Regions from separate parts of the Homo sapiens genome. Here region 2 is linked to region 1. The links are chromatin contacts, found by Hi-C or POLR2A ChIA-PET in ENCODE. All regions are on one chromosome and are shown on one strand. Each heading gives the region's core, a stretch centred on a gene start or an enhancer-like site at or near the end of the contact. The rest is flanking DNA. Distances are from core to core; before and after follow the strand shown.

Region 1 (3,319 bases), core at 236-2,735:
ACCACTAAGGCAGGACAGTCAGCAAGAAAGCCAGAGATATTGTTATAGAAGAATTTTAGACAAATTCGTTTAACAGACTTTATTTGATCAAAGAACAACTCGTGAATTGAGCAATACTCAGAACCGGAAGAGGTTTTAAGAGCTCCACCCAGCAGTGTAAGCAGTAAGCTTTTATAGGATGAACACAGAAGAAAAATAGAAAAAAAATCATCTGATTGGCTTCGGCTAGGCATTTGCCTTTTTGGGCCACGGCGTGTTGAGGCATCTGCCTTATTTGAGCATGATCTGATCAGTTGGCTCCCTGTGATTGGCTTGATGGTCAGCTGTTTGTGATTGGTTGAAACTTGGCTACTCGCAAGAAGAAAATATACTCCTAAGTTAGGTTTTGGCTTGTTTATGTACTAGATTAGGTTGTGGTTTGTTATGTAGGACCTCAAAATATGAGACAGTCCCAGGCCAATGGTCTCCTGCTTATTTAATTTAACAACACAAGATTGCAAATTTCTGAAGGTGGGTCCTTAATAGCTATGCCTAGTGTGCTGTCTCTAGGCTACGCTGAAGCTTCTGGTACCTCATCTGTTAGTGGATGTTAAGTGTGGTGTTGCACTCTCTTCTTTAATTGCCGAAAGAGGAGTTAGCTTTGGGCCTCATCATTGCGAGGAAAGAACTGAGGCTTGGAGGGCTGAATTGAAGATTAATCTGAATGACTAACACTATGTTGTTTCCAAAATCACCCCCTGTTCCACTTTGAAACAAACTTGTGTTTTCTCAGTTTCTCCCCGAAAGGAAAAGTTTCTCACCAGGAGTGTCGTGGTGCTTTGTGTATATAAATCCTTGCTGGGTCCATATCTATTCTCCACACATGCCTGGAGTCGAGGCTGAATCATTTATTATTTATTCCCCAGCATGATATAGCTTTATTGCTTATGTTCACTGGGGTTTGGGAAATAAAGACTCAGGAAGCAGAAACACACCAGCTACAAGAGTCTGACATTTGTTTATGAGCAGGACAGCCTTGACTTATTATTCTACTTCTTCTCTTGCGTCTCCGGGAACAGATCTAAGAAGTGGGACCTTGTATGCAGTCACTGAGACAGCTGTTCCCATGAAAATCAGGGCTCATGGAGGACATGCAAATGCTTCTCTGTCAGTCTTCAGCCTGCTTGCTCTGCCTTCTGCTTTCCTGGTGAGGATTAAAAGAGGATTTCAGAGCTCTCCTTCAATTTGATGCCATCATTTTGATGTCTATGCCACCCGTAACTCCAATTTCTAAACTTGAGAGCTGTACAGGCCTGTTACAAAGTGGTTACCTTTTAACCACTAACTTCCGAGAAAAAACTTGGATCACTGAGGAGAGAACGAAGACAAATACAATTGAAGCCCCAGGTAGTTTTCCTGAGGCCTCATGATTTCTTTTGGCAGAGAAACCTATGATAGCTGGTGGCCACTAGGGGTCCCCAGAAGGCTTTTTTAATGAACAAGAGGCACCCGCGCTCCTCACCCCTCCCTTTCCTTCCCACAAATGCCAGGGGTAAAAACAACTTTAAGCTCTGACGTCAGCCAGCCAGGGGAGCCACCCTGTTGTGCCCATAGGTATAGCTAAGCTTCTGAGAACTGGGGCCTGGTGCTTTCCCTGGCAGCCCAATTTTCAGCTTAAATCATTGCCTTAATGTTATTTTAATGTGCTTGGGGTCCCTGGGGGACAGAGTGGGTGGCAGGGGAACAGCATTTAATTTCCTTTGGAGTTTGGAATGTGCCTGACACTTCTTAAGTACTTGAGTGAATATGAGAGTCTGTAATCCTTGCAAGAGCAAGCAACTTTGGGGGCCTTCTTATTTGGCAAGCTTCAAGACAAAGTTAAATTTTTGCTAGGAGAGAGGGAAAAAAGGAAATAAACATGTATTAAAAGTCTGATATATGCCATGGGCTTTACATTTATTATATTATTAAATCTCAAAAATAACCTCATCCAGTTGGAATTATTGTTCTAAATGCTAATATTAGGAAGGAGACATTCAGATTAAACAATTTGCCTACTGTTTACAGCTGATAAATGACCCAGGTAAGACCACAGCACTGGTCAATTAGGATCCGCAATCCAGGCTATGCTCTCAGTATCCTTCAGCCTTCTGGTTTTACTGTGAGGGCTCTCACAAAGGAATCTACTCATTGTTTTACCTGAAGCTTTTAAAGTACATAACCAAATCCAAACCTATAAAGGTGAAATAGCACTTTTCTAGATAATAAAATTAAAGCCTGAATGTAATCAAGCAAATGCTTATTAGGGATATTTTGTCCACCAGGTGCTATGTCTAATGCAGGTTCTGTTGAGGGCCTCATGTGCTTAATTCAGAGTAAAAACAAACAAACAAACAAAAAACACTAATGTTAGGGCAAATGTATTATTTTGACCAGAATGACATAGATTGGCTGTGTCCACATCAACTAAATAAAGTGAGCAATTATCTGATGAATTGCTGCTGAAGAGAAACACTTGATTCTTTACCACATTACCAAAAGGGTAGATTGACAAATAAAGAAGAATGTATCAGGCTTGAAGGTTGGCCAAAAATTGCCAGTCAATACTCTGGAAGTTTAGCAACAGGGAAATATCATAAGGGTTTATTTGAATCAGCCCTGTCACAGTGCCCAACCCAGTGCCTGGTGTAGTGTAGGCTCTCCGTGAAGGCAGAATCAACGTTGAATGATGTTTTTAAAAATGTTTATAGGCCCACTGTGAACATCCCAGTCTCCCTTCAGCTGAAGTCACTTTATGTTGACTCAAAACAATCTGCCCTCCAAACGAAAGTGTAAAATAAGAAACCAAGGCTTAGACGCTTCAAACACCAAAGCACCCTCTTCTTATATTCCTCCTAATTGTTAGTAGAGTAAGGTGTTTGGCTATTATTAGTCTCCCAGTGCTTACGTATTTGCTGGAAATATGCCTCATCCTCATGTATTACACCTTCTGCATAATCTAGTTTTATCATGTAGAAATTCCAAGGATTTATGAAGGTGAAATGACTCTGAAGTCCCTTGGATGAGGCTTATTAAGTGGCCCATTTCTTCTGAAATTCAGGGAGCTGAACTACAGCAAGGATGGATTGCCAAAATACATATTATGTAATTTTAAGTCACTTGCGCATGACTAAAACCTTAACCATGGTCAACGTAGGAGAAAATGATAATGATGTAATTTATTTGTGCTCACGTTACCATCTCCCCACCCAACAGTGCCTTAAAATAGATACAACGGATAAACTAGTAGAACCCTTTTTAAAAACATCAATGGCCACTTTCAAAGGAAAACAAAGTAAGG
Region 2 (3,428 bases), core at 124-2,623, 3.0 Mb after region 1:
GATATGCCCACCTCGGCCTCACAAAGCCTTAACAAGTTTCTCTGGTGTGATAGGCACAAGAGTAACAAAGATGACTAAGATGCAGTCTGCCCTTTAAGGGATGGTCAGAGACTGATATGTGTTTACCAAAATCGTTTACTCTTCTGCCTGGGTCCATAGTACATTTCCAGTCTCCCTTGCAGGTCAGTGTGGCATGTGACTGAAGTCTGGTCAATGGCATGTGGACATAAATAGTATGTGATTTCCAGTCCTCACCCATAAGAAACAATCCTCATGCAATCCTCTAGTAGCTTTTCTTTTTCTGTCCGTTGCCTGGAAACTAAGGACTCCAAGGTCTTAGGGGATAGCAAAGCCATAATATAAAAGGAGTTTGGGTTCCTGAATAATTGAGTAGAAGGCCAACAGCTGAACACGTGAATGGACTTGACATGAACGAGAAATAAGCCTGAACTATGTTTAGTTACTGAGATGTTTTACTTTATCTCTTACAGCAGCTACTGCTGTCTTAAGGTTATATTCTTCAGTCAATAGCATACGATGATTCTTAGCACCTCGAGGATGCTAACCCAGTCCACAAAGGCAACACCCCCTCTGGTTAATCTGAGAACTAAAATAAAAGCAAGCAAGAAAACCCACGCCAACACCTTACAACAGTAAACAGACACGCGCCCGTCACCGGGTGTACAAACAGAAAAGGCTGGGCCCCTCGCTCGCGTCTCCGGTCCAGCAGGCCTACAGGGTACCCGCCGCTGGCGCTGGGTTTATTTTTACCCTTAGTGTCTCTGGGGCCTCTCACCTGGCAGTCTCCGGCGAAGTCGACCAGGCTCCGTCTGAACGATTAGGAAAGGGGCTGTGGGGGAGGCGGCGGAGCCCGGTCTAGCCACCGCGCTCTGGGGTTCCCGATTCGCGCATCTTCCCAGGCTGAGCCGGGAGGCTGCGTTGACTGCAGATAAACGGTCTCAGGGCGCGGCACCGCGTGTAGTCGGCCCCGCCTTTCGCACGAACCCGCTGGGCGACACCGCGCAGGGAGGTCCGACCCGTCGGCGCCGGTACAGGCTCCGGAGTAAGCATGGGTTGGTCCGGGGCCCGCAGCGGCAGCCCCGTGTGCCCTCCGCCGGGTTTCAGGTCCGGCGGCGCGGGTGCAGAGCCGCGTGCGATGCCTGGTGCGCGTGGCTTCCCCCGGAAAGGTGGCGCCAGGCCGACCATGGGCCCACGTCCCGGGGCCTCGGAGCGGCACCGCGCGGTCTTTCAGCTGCTTATCCTCCCTGGGCGGGTCCGCAGGCTTCTGGGGCCAGGACCAGCGAGCTCCCGGGAAAGCTTCCCGGAAAGCTTACCCAGAGAGCGCGGACCCAGGCGCCGAGTCTTCCCGGAGATGACGAGACACCGCGAGAGGAGCACAGCGCAGGCTCCTCGGGACTCCGCGGCGCAGGCCGGGCAGCCCGTTACTTGTTTTATCGTTCCCGAAACCAACCTCTAAGTTGTCTATCAGTCCTCCACCTTTTAGCTGTACCTCTTAGAAGTGTCTTCTCAGCTGCGGTGGGAAGATAGGATTCTTTCTTAAGGTGACCAATTAAATGGCCGGATAAAAGACTTGTTCTGCCCCCCTTTATCGCTTAACACCTGCCCTTCTTGTTGTATTTTAGATTTTTAACCCTTCTATCAGCAGTGTGATTCTATTTCATTTAATTCTCATTTCATGTTTGTGTCTTCCTTTTCTCTGTATTTCCTCTTGTGTGTGTTAAGACGCGCGCACCCCTTACCTGTTTTTCACTCCTGTAAGCAAGTGCCAATCTTAATCACCGCTTTTCAAGCAAGGGAGATTATCCTCAAATTTCTCCACCAGTCAGAAACCATTCATTCTTGTCTCTCAGGTCCTCTTTTGTGATGAACCTATTGGATAGGTTCCATCCAATACCCTTCTTCAGATCATCTGAAATGATTATTTTCCTAAACGGAACTCTTCCTCTCCTAAAGCTTGTAAAAATTTCTAGTGACATTCAGCTTCCTCTTACCACAGGAATGACATATATTTTTCCTTTTAGTCATATGTACTTCATTAATATATCACCTGATTTGATTAACATGACTTTGGAGAACATTGAATTTTTTGGCTAGATTTTACTTCGTTTTTATTGCTGATAGTGTTTATAAAAATGTTTTATAGTTTATGGTCGGCTGTGAGAAAGACTAACTCAGATCATTTGTTAATGTTGGAGCCCATTTTGTAGAATTCGTTGTGCATTTATTTAAAATTTATTTGTTCATAGCTATACATATATTATACATGTATACCTGCTCACAGCATAAAGTATTTCATGACATACTTGTAAGAGTCAGTGTTCTATGAATTCACTAGAGAAGTTACAGCATTTTGATTATGATACACGAAAAGAAACCCAAGTCATTTAGCTTAACTCCTTAATTTCATAAACCAGAAAACTAAAATCCAAGATAGATTGGGTGACTTGGTCTAGATCACAAACCAAAGTTAGCCATAATTCGGTAGTGTAGTGCCCGGTCCAAAACCTCATAGATAATCTTATAATCAATGGACTCTTTCTGAATGCTAGTCAAAATGTCCTTTTGTGTGAATTTTAATGTACCGTCATCAACTGCATGATATTCTTCCCCATACACAAAGTGTTATCTTTTTGTTGTCCATTTCAGAATTTTCCATGTTAATATTAAAGTTCTAGGAAAAAAGGCTAAGAATCACTGCACATTTATTGAGTATCTCAGTGTGCATCATACCATTTGGTCATTTGAGGTTGCAACAAGTAAAAAACAAACATAAAACCCTTAAATTAAAATAAAAACAAAAAACTTTGCCCTGACAATGTTACAGAATTAACATCCATAAATTTACTTTTCTTGAAAAATTTATTTTCTTTAATTTCGTTTGTTTCCTGTTACATAATTTATATTTAAATTTACATTTATTTATCCAGAAACTATGTCCAAATTTTATGTCCTCTTTTCTGTTATCCTGGAGTTTGGTGAAGAAATCTGTACTTAATTTAGAAAAGAAATCCCTCTAACTGACAATATTGTTAGCTAACTATATATTTCTTAGGCCCATGTCAAATATCATTGCTTATTTTAATAAAGATTGTTTAGTTAGACTAAGAAAATAGTAAATAATAAGGGATGGCATCCGTTAAGTATAAACACTGGATTATTTTTCATAACATAACAGGTCAACAATATCGTTTTGAGGCTGAACTCCTTTACTCCTTTTACTGTAAGCTATTGAAGCCAAACTCCTTCCTACCTTTGTTCATTTATGATGGTGTAAAATTTTAAAATTAGGATCTACATACAGAACAATGCAGAATTATATAAAAATATTTGAATATTGAAAAATGAAGTGGAAATTATTATTATTATTTAGGTACAGGGTCTTGCTCTGTCACCCTGGAGTGCAGTGG

The links. A loop is a pair of places that touch in the nucleus more often than their neighbours do. ChIA-PET counts read pairs that join two places held with the same protein, here RNA polymerase II (POLR2A). Pooled maps may share reads with other maps.
Region 2: a loop to region 1 is called in a map of B cell, with 9 times the contacts of the local background. The contact joins the promoter of SLC9B2 here to the enhancer-like site in region 1. A Hi-C loop is called at or near these places in 1 of 168 maps with a recorded cell type or tissue (B cell) and 5 of 50 pooled maps. POLR2A ChIA-PET finds 5 or more read pairs at or near these places in 1 of 52 experiments (B cell).

What each region holds. Positions count from the first base shown.
Region 1 is chr4:100,092,131-100,095,449 of GRCh38, forward strand. No RefSeq gene overlaps it. Among named protein-coding and RNA genes, the nearest start is that of DDIT4L-AS1, 96 kb to the right of the region's middle. Within about 2 kb of position 1,486, at least 7 of the 41 ENCODE cell types and tissues checked have a DNase peak (open chromatin) inside an H3K27ac peak, as active enhancers do.
Region 2 is chr4:103,075,388-103,078,815 of GRCh38, forward strand. It overlaps SLC9B2 (solute carrier family 9 member B2), which reads right to left and starts at 1,374. Exons shown (of 12, transcript NM_178833.7): 1 at 797-1,374. It overlaps BDH2 (3-hydroxybutyrate dehydrogenase 2), which reads right to left. Exons shown (of 10, transcript NM_020139.4): 10 at 2,205-3,428. RefSeq lists a silencer at 1,034-1,143 and an enhancer at 1,254-1,373.